Linked DNA regions of Homo sapiens: region 1 is linked to region 2. Evidence: read pairs that join two places in POLR2A ChIA-PET (ENCODE). Cell type or tissue: A673. All regions are shown on one strand. Region 1 overlaps EIF5 (eukaryotic translation initiation factor 5). Region 2 overlaps MARK3 (microtubule affinity regulating kinase 3).

What was found. Peaks named below come from ENCODE experiments on the same cell type or tissue, not always from the same donor. Only the 100,000 strongest peaks of a DNase experiment are listed, where the experiment ranks them.
Region 1: POLR2A ChIA-PET joins it to region 2 with 8 read pairs; 10 of 35 experiments call an interaction of 5 or more read pairs at or near these places.

The regions. Positions count from the first base shown.
Region 1 is chr14:103,338,420-103,343,419 of GRCh38, reverse strand. It overlaps EIF5 (eukaryotic translation initiation factor 5), which reads right to left. Exons shown (of 12, transcript NM_001969.5): 7 at 4,948-5,000; 8 at 4,527-4,685; 9 at 4,087-4,248; 10 at 3,617-3,781; 11 at 2,859-2,993; 12 at 1-2,457. The coding sequence ends at 2,368. Among named protein-coding and RNA genes, the nearest start is that of SNORA28, 3.1 kb to the right of the region's middle. In A673, no CTCF peak of the experiment used is centred here; no DNase peak of the experiment used is centred here.
Region 2 is chr14:103,442,721-103,447,720 of GRCh38, reverse strand. All of the region lies in intron 3 of MARK3 (microtubule affinity regulating kinase 3), which reads right to left. Among named protein-coding and RNA genes, the nearest start is that of MARK3, 60 kb to the right of the region's middle. In A673, no CTCF peak of the experiment used is centred here; a DNase peak (open chromatin) is centred at 2,400; H3K27ac peaks cover 3,205 bases.

The DNA.
Region 1 (5,000 bases), 100 kb after region 2:
TATTAAGCACCTGCCAAGATTTCAAGTAATAAAACTGAGGCAGATGCTCAGTTCACAGACAAGACTAGCAAATAAAGCCAGTGACCCAATGAAATGAACAACTTTTGTGAGTGGGGCTGGCAAGTGTAACTGCAGGATACATCCAACACAAATCCAAAGCAACGGCTACAAAACAGGGCAGATTCCAATGCTTTGATCTCATTATAAAATGAAAACTTGTTAACTTTAATATTAAAGCAAAGACAAAATACAATTTTATCATTATTTTAATCAAGTAACTTAGCTGTTTAAACAAATCCTTAAGACAGTTCAATAGAGCAAAGTGAAGAATTACTCTATTAGGATAACCTGTGAACAAAGTTCAGATTATGTGAATTTGTATTCCATTCGAAGTTTGGCACCAGACTGAACACTGGTTTAAGCCAAATTTTTTAGTGTTCTAGAAGCCCTGAACATGTTTTCCCTCAGATTAAAAGTAGAACCTTTATAATAGAACCTCATTAGCTTGACACTGAGTATGCTGAGTGCAACTTAGCTTAGGTCACCAGTATCTCCTACAGAATTCCAGTTAATGAAAGCAGATCAGCCTTGCGGCAAAGAATTTGAAACCTAGGCAACATACAAGTTTGAAGAAAAAAAAATCCTCTTTGGTGTGACAAAGCACATTCCCTCCAGGTATATGGCTCCTGCTCCACTTGCACCCGAATCTTGATCAAAGGCAGCTGGAGACCAATTCTTGTCTCTCCAATAAGATTGCTAGGTTTCAATTCCTTAAAATATCAAGCCAACCAAGTTTTATTACATCAAATGTTTCTATCATTTCAATGTGAAAATTTTTTTACGCCTATTTGTTATTAAGGTCTCATTATCTGTGAAATAATCACAAAAAAACAGAGGTGAATGGTATAAGCCACTGCTCCAAAATTAACCCTATCGATTCTCGATTCCCACTGTGCACTTTGTGAAAAGGGTAACTGCCAAGAGGTTTAACCTTGAAGATGATTACTCAAACAGTCAGAACCCATAATATGAGTTTAGATCAGGCAAGGAGTTCATGAGGAAGTTATCAACTCTTGTGTGTCCAAATCTAAAGCCCTGCATGGGCTCTGTCAGGTCCTTGTCACCTGCACTCAGGTGGCCATCAGACTTCTTGGGTGCCTGGCTATATTCAATGTGAAGTAAAAAATATCCCAAGTCTTACACCAAAATAGAGGCTCTGACTTAGAAGTATGCTTTTAGCTTTCTTTTTAAATAAGACATTCTGGAAGAAAAAAAAAAGAAAAAGGAAAGAAAATCAAGTTTGAAACACAGTTAACACTTATTTTGGCAAGAAAGCAACCAAAATCTAAAAAGCATAAACTATGTGTCCAAATGTAAAAGGCATTACAGAACAAACTGCAAGAGGGGAAAATTAAAGCCACACTGAACGAAAAAATACAGTATGTCTAACATTTTGGAATTGTAATTTAAACCCTAAGGGCAAAAGCTGAAAAATCATGCTTAGGTTGCTAGTTAAGTGCACCCTTCCTTGTTTCTCCCAAATAAAATCAGTTTATTAATTGCACCCCAAAGCAAGTTCTCTCAGTACAAAGTAACTACTACGTACACACAAAATGCTTGTTAATGTAATAATTTCCCTGGCTCATCCAACGTGCAATGCACACGACTTCAAAGACAATTTGGGGCAAGTGTACATGAAATGAGAAAACAGCTCTCCAAGTTTCAAATCCTGCTCTTACATTATTTATAGGACACTGAGGTCATATTTACTTCTTGGTTAAGATGTTACACTGTCATTTCATTATCAGTCTACCTCACAATGTACATTACCAGATGCCAATTTGAGGAACTACAGAGATAAAACTTTAGTACTTTCTTAATGGGCTGAATAAATTAATTACAATTAAGTTTGCTTTACATCCTGTTGAGGACCTCTTTGCAGCCCCAGGACCTAACAATATCTGGCAGGCTCCAAGAATGCTCATCAGGTGAAATGATGGCAGAACATTTAAAGTAAGGAGCCAGTTACTTCAGCTTAAGTCATTCAGAGCCAAACATCTGAAGAACGACCAAAATCAAACCTTTATTTTTATAACTGTATAAATGTGATCCAAATGTGTCCACCACTAGTTTTTCAAAAAGAAACATGCTATAAATAAGCAAACTACATCTGCTCACTGATGTGTATGGACTCCCTAGATGTCTCATTGGGCTTAATAACAGACCACTCACAGTAATAGATTTTTAGTGTAAAGTGTAGCATGATGTTAAGCCATTTTAGCTTTTGCACATACATGTTGCACTTCTGGCTGATAATGGAGGAAAATTTGCAGCATTATACTGTTAAGCTAGGTTGCATCCATCCCTTTAAATGGCATCAATATCGATGTCGTCATCCTTGTTGTCTGACTTTACAGTCTCAACTTTCGGTACACTGGCAGCCTTCGAATACACCACCTGTTAAGAGGAATGATTTTATTCAACATAAGCTGATAAATCTGTTTATAAAACAAATCAATGTAAATTGTGGTCACAGAGGAGGAAACTGCCTAGATGCAGCTATTTCTTCTTCACGGAACAGCTCTGTTATGCAAACACTGCAAGTTCTCTTACACAGGCTCCAGTCTAAGAGCATTTTTAAAGTTTTTTTATAGACTATAATGTGTAGGAGTAGGAACACAGTTTCCATCACCCTTTCTATTATTTTCCAAATTATTGAGAGGCTGTATTTTACTGCATCTTAAATTCTAAACCTGAAATTACCCCAAACTGCCATTATATCACTCCTCACAAACCTTTTTAAATCTCAAACACCCATGCCAGCACTGTATCCAATACCCTCCTCCCCCAATGTTTACCTCAATGTTCTCATCTTCATCTTCTTCTTCGCCACCAGAAGATTCTTCCTCTGCCTCCTTCAACCATTTTATAAATGGTTCTGCTTTGACACGAATCTCTTTGGCAAGTTCTTTGGAGACATATTTCTTAGAGGCCTAAAAAATGTGAGTACAAGTCTCTTAGTTGAGGAATTTTAACAACTTTTGATTATTTATACAATCCCCCTTACTGAGCTGAGGGGACTGGGTCCTAACAAGTCTGAATCCTCAAACAGAATCAATGTACTCAGTGAACACGTTAGTCTCAGCAGTCTGTTATGACTACAAATCTGACATGATGCGAATCACAATCTACAGCACAGGCACTGAACTTTAGCTATAGATATTAAGACATTTTTTCTTCATCTCAAAGCCGTCTCAATACTTGTGAACGGCTGGGCGCAGGAGCTCACACCTGTAACCTCAGCACTTTGGGAGGCCAGTGGATCACCTGAGGTCAGGTGTTCGAGACCAACCTGGCCAACATGGTAAAACCCCATCTACTAAAAATACAAAAATTAGCTGGGCATGATCGCAGGTGCCTGTAATCCCAGCTACTTGGGAGGCTGAGGCAGGAGAATCACTTGAAGCCGGGACGTGGAGGTTTCAGGGAGCTGAGATCATACCACTGTACTCCTGCCTGGACAACAGAATGAGACTCCGTCTCCAAAAACAATCAACCAAACAAAAAAACCCCCCAAAACCTGTGAACTTTAAGAGCCCACCTATGTATTCCCCACCTTTTCCGACCAGCTGATGATGACCTCTTCTTCTAAAAGGTCTGCATCGTACATCTCCTTCAAGATATGTGGAATCTTGGAGATAAGCTGAGCTTGATGCATTGCTACCACACACTCCAAACCATGAAGAAGGTACCGTTGGGCTTTTTTGTTGTTGTGACAAAACTGCAAATAGACACCTTGGTGTTAACAATCTTTTTTATGTGTTCTAAGTTGACAACTCTATTACCCAAATAAGAGTGTCTGCAAGTGCATGGCCCATACCATAGTTGTTCAAAAAGGTCAATGCATAAACATCCCTGTTACTTTGTAAGGGCCTAGGTATGGCACTTTCAGATACTCAGAGGCTTGTAAGGTGGGTCAATTTCCCCACTTTCAAGCATGACAGGACAAGCAAAAGTGGTTAATATGACCATCTCGAAAGCCACACAACTGTAATCTCATTTATGAATCCAGAGCACTTTGCTTACTCGTAGGAAATGGCGCCTGTATTTCTTAATCTGTTCTCTAATCTTCTCATTAAAAAGAACTTCAGTTAGAACAAGAGGGCCCATGGCTTTTACATCCAGTCTTTCTGCTTCAGCAACGATTTCTTTGTCAGATGAATCAATAACACCCTCTTCTTTCTTTTTCTGCAAAGAAAAGGAAAACAATTCAGTGCAATGGAGGCACACTTTGCCAGGCTCAAGACACCAGCCAGTCCCTGCTCTGATGAACATATTTTTCCTGCCTAATTTGGCAGTTGTGACACATAGTGCCTGGAATCACGCGCAAAAAATATTTAAATGAACAAGAGTTCTAAAAAGTCGTGCATTAGAGTAATCCTAATTACACTGCTAAAGTATCATATATCTAAAGGCACAAACAAGGCTGGGTTGAAGCTGATTTACAGACCAAGCAAATGTTTTACCTTAACAAAATCAAAGAGGATATTGACCCTCTCCTCAATTGTTCTTTCCAAATCATCACTGAGTGTCAGAACTTTTGCATGGTCACTGATTTCATCCATTCGACGCCTTTGAGCTTCCTCAGTTGTATCTTCTCCCCAGTCATCATCCTCCTCTTCTTCCTGTTTATGAAAACAGAGCTACTTGATCAAAGGCCTTAAAAACAACAACAAAAAGGTTCAGATTTTGCCAAGTTAATGGCATCAAGTCCATCTCCATCCAAAATTGGGTTCACCTTAATTCAAACAACAAACAGTACTTGGAATCCACAATATTAGTGTATTACACACTGAAGGCTAGTTTCAACATTTCCACCCACCTCAACCAAATGCCATATACTTTACACAACTTTAGTGCCCACTAGGCCATCAACCCTGCACTCACCATTGTATGTGGAGGAGGATTAATTTCATTTGGTGGTGGTGGTGGTGGTGGTG
Region 2 (5,000 bases):
TTAAATTGCTGTTGTATAAATACATGTTGTGAATTCAGAGCAGGTTCTTATCATTATGGCCTGGGTTAATATAACCCAGAAAAACAACAGGATTTTAGAGACCATCCTATTCAACCCTCTTGCAAACAAGAGGAAACCAGGAAAAGAAAGAAAAAGATCTTCTAAGGTCCTGCTATCCTTCTGTGGGGAATGTGTCCGGAACCCAGTCTCCTAACACCCAGGATACAACCTCCAGGAGGCAAAAGCGGGGAAAAACCTTGGAAGAAGAGAAGCAGCGGCCTATGTGGAAAGGAAGCTGGTGAGAAATCACAGGACTCTCACCATACTTGTCCTTGTCCACTGTGTCTAATCTAAAATTGAATTAGCAGCTAAGAGGAGATGGACATGGACCAGATTTTTTTGTTAATTTATTTTTATTTTTTGAGACAGGGTCTCGCTCTGCTGCCCAGGTTGAAGTGCAGTGGTGTGATCATAGTTCACTGTAGCCTTGACCTCCTGGGCTCAATCAATCCTCCCCCTCAGCCTTCCAAAGTGCTAGGATCACAGGTGTGGGCCACTGTGCCCAGCCCATGGACAGGATTTGACATATAACCTTACGCTCAGAATTTTAAAACATGTAATCAGATAAATAACCTTTCCTATCTAAAATACTGTCTCATTTTTGAAGGGAGGAGCATTTTTATCTCCAACATAAACATCTCCCTTTGCAACTGTGGTAATTCCTACATTTTATGTTCTGAGATGAGAAGATAGTCACCCAAGTAAATTCCTGACAACCATTCAGGCCTGAGTTCTTTTTTAGCTCTCCTCTGTTAAACTAACACAGAAATCTTGTTTTCCAATCCATTATAGTTGAATTGGTAGCTAGAATTCAAATCTCCCAATTACTTCCCAACTGCTAAATTACAACACCTCCTGGAGGTTGCAGTGAGCTGAGATCATGCCACTGCACTCCAGCCTGGGTGACAGAGCAAGACTCCAACTCAAAAAAAAAAAAAAAAAAAAAAAAAGACAACAATCTCCACTTTGGATGCCATATCAATATAGCTCAGGATACACAGCACTGAGAATGAAACCCTGACCATGGCCATGGCATCCCTGCAACCTGCCAACTTCTGCATACCCCTCAAAGGTACGTTCTAGTCACCCCAACTCCTTTTAGTTACTAGAACATACTGTTTGTTTATTTATTTATTTTTGAGACGGAGTCTTACTCTGATGCCCAGGCTGGAATGCAGTGGCACAATATCGGCTCACTGCAACCTCCGCCTCCCAGGTTCAAGGGATTCTTCTGTCTCAGCCTCCAGAGCAGCTAGGATTGTAGGTCCCACCATGCCTGGCTAATTTTTGTATTTTTAGCAGAGACGGGGTTTTGCCACGTTGGCCAGGCTGGTCTCGAACACCTGACCTCAGGTGATTTGTCTGCCTTGGCCTCCAAAGTGCTGGGATTACAGATGTGAGCCACCGCGCCTGGCCACAGAACATACTAAATTCCTTTAAATGTCTTCTCCCTTTTCATCCTTTAAGTCTCAGGCAGATTCTCTGAAAACGTATCTAAGTAGGTCTCCTTGTTTTACATCATAGCCCATCTGTTCACTTCTTTCCTGGGATGTCTTTCAAGCTATGAAGACACATTTTTGTGCACCTGTTTGTTATCCTTGTGTCACCCACAGGGAGCATGCCTGTCTCCTTTCACTACTGTATACCTGAAACCAAGGCTGGCACACAACTGAAATGCATTTGTTTGATAAATGCCTGCATGAAAGCACTAACTACCAACAACTGCGGTCTGAGCCAGCCTCAGCATTCTAATGACCACATAGCTTTTAAATCCTCCGCAGCACAATGCTTGTTACAGAGTTGTCACAGTTCTGATGACAGGGGAGCAGGTCAAATGAAGGCAATCATTTTTAAGTCTCTACTAACAGTACAGCAGAAATGAAACAAAGTGAATTAGAGCCAAAAAGCAGGAAAAAGATGGACTATTACAGGAATTCAAAAGATTTGGCTTTAAGTTGCTAAGTTCTGGAGGAATTTGTTAGGCAGCAGTGGATAACTAATATTCTGCAGACACCATATTAAAATGCGAGAACTCCTGAGTTACAGCAGAGGTCATACCAGGGATGCAATGTGAAAACAAAAAGGACAGGTAAATGGGACCAGATAGAAGACTAGTAAAAATTTAATTCCGTAGGCAAAAAGAGCAGCCAAAGAATCCCAAGAGAGGTAGTGGCAGGATATTAGCCCAAATAACTTTATGTATTCACCTCTCTATTGGAATTATGTATTAGGTAGATACTGGCAGGCAGCAAATGTGTAAATAAGCTTTATGCTAAGTTAAACAAGCAGGACAGGGAGGAAGCAGGAAGCTAACAGTTATCTAGTGCCTGCTGTGTCTGACGCATAGAGCCAGATGCTTCACATTCACAGTCTTATCTAAGCTTAATTTTCACAACTCTATCAGCTGAGTATGATCATCTCCAGTATACAGAGACAGACGACTGAGACAGGTTAGGAAACTCATCCAAAGACTCAGCTAATATATGCTGGAGCCAGGATTCTCATTGTGGGTTGCCTGACTCCAAAGTCTACGTTCATCTCAGGATTCCACATTGCTACCTTAGAAATTTAACTAAAAAAAAAAATCAACAAATTATAAGCTGCTGATATAGAAAAGTCCAGAGCAACAGGTGGGTACTGGCACAGAGCTTTTTACGAAGTTGACAATTTGCATACAAGTGAGATAAAAATGCCAGAGACTTCATAATCTCAGAATCTGATGACCAAAGATAGTTAAATTTGGATAGGAATAATGTACTGAAAGGCAAATGTGAACTTTAAGGAAAGTCCCTATAAGGACTATACCAGAAAAATTTTAAAGTTTTGTAATTGTAAAAGGCCATTTAAATAAGAGAAACTCACCTTATTTCTACTTTTTTTTTTTGAAATGGAGTCTCGCTCTGTCGCCCAGGCTGGAGTATAGTGGCGCCATCTTGGCTCACTGAAAGCTCCGCCTCCCAGGTTCACACCATTCTCCTGCCTCAGCCTCCTTAGTAGCTGGGACTACAGGTGCCCGCCATCATGTCCAGCTAATTTTTGTATTTTTAGTAGAGACGGGGTTTCACCATGTTAGCCAGGATGGTCTCGATCTCCTGACCTCGTGATCCGCCCGCCTCGGCCTCCCAAAGTGCTGGGATTACAGGCGTGAGCCACCGCGCCCAGCCTATTTCTACTATCTTAATACAACTTATTTCTCCACATTCCCTTTTCAATCTTAAATAGATGTTAGTTGGAAAAAAGAAATCAAATTACATGGAAACGTATAAATTGAAAGAATTCTCTCCTTACTGATCAATCTATATCCTCCACACATTTTCACATCTATACATCCTCTATGGAACTGGCACACAAGAGGAGAATAAATACCTTTGAAGGCAAAGATTTGGAATCCTGGCAATGGGGATATCAAGGACACTAAATCTACGGTATCAGAGAAGTAAAGAAACATGTCCCAATAGCCAAGACCTGGGGGTTGTCAAGTATTACCACTGGAAAAATAAAATTTTACCTTTTGACAAGTAGAAAAAAAAGAGAGAGAGAATTTTAGTCTCTAGTAAAAAAAAAAAAAAAAAAAGACAATTTTACCAACCGATACGAAAGTAAAATGAGTATGTAAAAGAGAACACGGGGGTTACAGACATAAAACTGATCTAAACCATCACAATGAAGGTGTTCAGGCTCCCTTCTCCAGATACACAGATAAGGGACAGAAGACCAGGCCACCTAAGTCACTCCCTCATCACTCTACAGAAACTGTCCCTTTGCCTCAACTACCACAGCACCTAAATGGAAGAGTGCATCAAAGGCCCTCTCAGACAAACCAAGACAGAGAGGCTGGCAAAGTTCATGAGAAGGAATTTTCAAGAAAATGCATTTGTGTAAAAAAGGAAAAAAAAATTTGCTTCTTAATATACAGAGTATCTCTGGAAAGACTCAAAGGAACTGATGTCACTGGTTGCCACAGGCTGGTCTGGTCTCCCAAGTGCTAGGTAGGTAACCTATTTTAAAGACGACCCCTTCCTCAAACGCTCTAAGTCTCAAAGACGACTTCCACTGTGACCGCTGGGTATCTCCTCCCTCTCTTGGTGCTCTTCCTGAGAATGCCTCAGTACTCAATTCCTGGACTCTTTTCCCCTCCTTTTTAATTCCGTTACCATCATTTAGTGAATCTTTGGGGAAACAAAGATAAATGTACCAGTATTTAGTCCTATATGCTAGTATTTTTAATTCCCAATTTTAGAATGGATATTATAAGTGAAACTGAACTGTAGTTTTCGTTCCTGTTTCCAATATATTTCAATAGCATTGTTTCTGAATTTGAGAAAAGAATTTGGAAGTTCCTCTTCTTAAGTTCTGGAACAGCTGAACAGAGGCAGAGTATGTACTCACAGTAGATCTCAAAGAATTCAATCATGAATTCCAGGTTTGGCAATATGTTAACTACTTTCTCAACTTCTGTTGTTACTGATGTGTATCGATTCTTTTCTAGAGTTAATTTTGGTAAGTCATGTTTTCCTAGAAAATTATCAATTTCTTTGGATATTCTAACATTTTTCAGAGTTGCAGAAAAGGTTCCTTTATAATAATTTAAATTCTTCAGTATCTGGTATTTCCCCCTCATTTTTCTGTGTTTTCTCTCCCTTCCCCCTGGCAGCACTTAGTAGCTTATCTATTTCATTGCCTCTCTTCTCACTTCCTTGTCGGTGGGAGGGGGGGGGACACCCACCAAAGTTTTGGATTTACCATTTCTACTGTTTTCAAATTCATTATTTTCTGCCTTTAGCTTTACTGACTCCTTACATTATTATTTATTCCTGAGATTTATTTTGTTCCCTTTTCTAAACTATTAGTTTAATGTTTAATGCATTCCTTGTCATTCTTGTTTAATAATGTGTTTAAGGCTACAAATTTCCCGGAGCACCAAAAAGCAGTATTACATA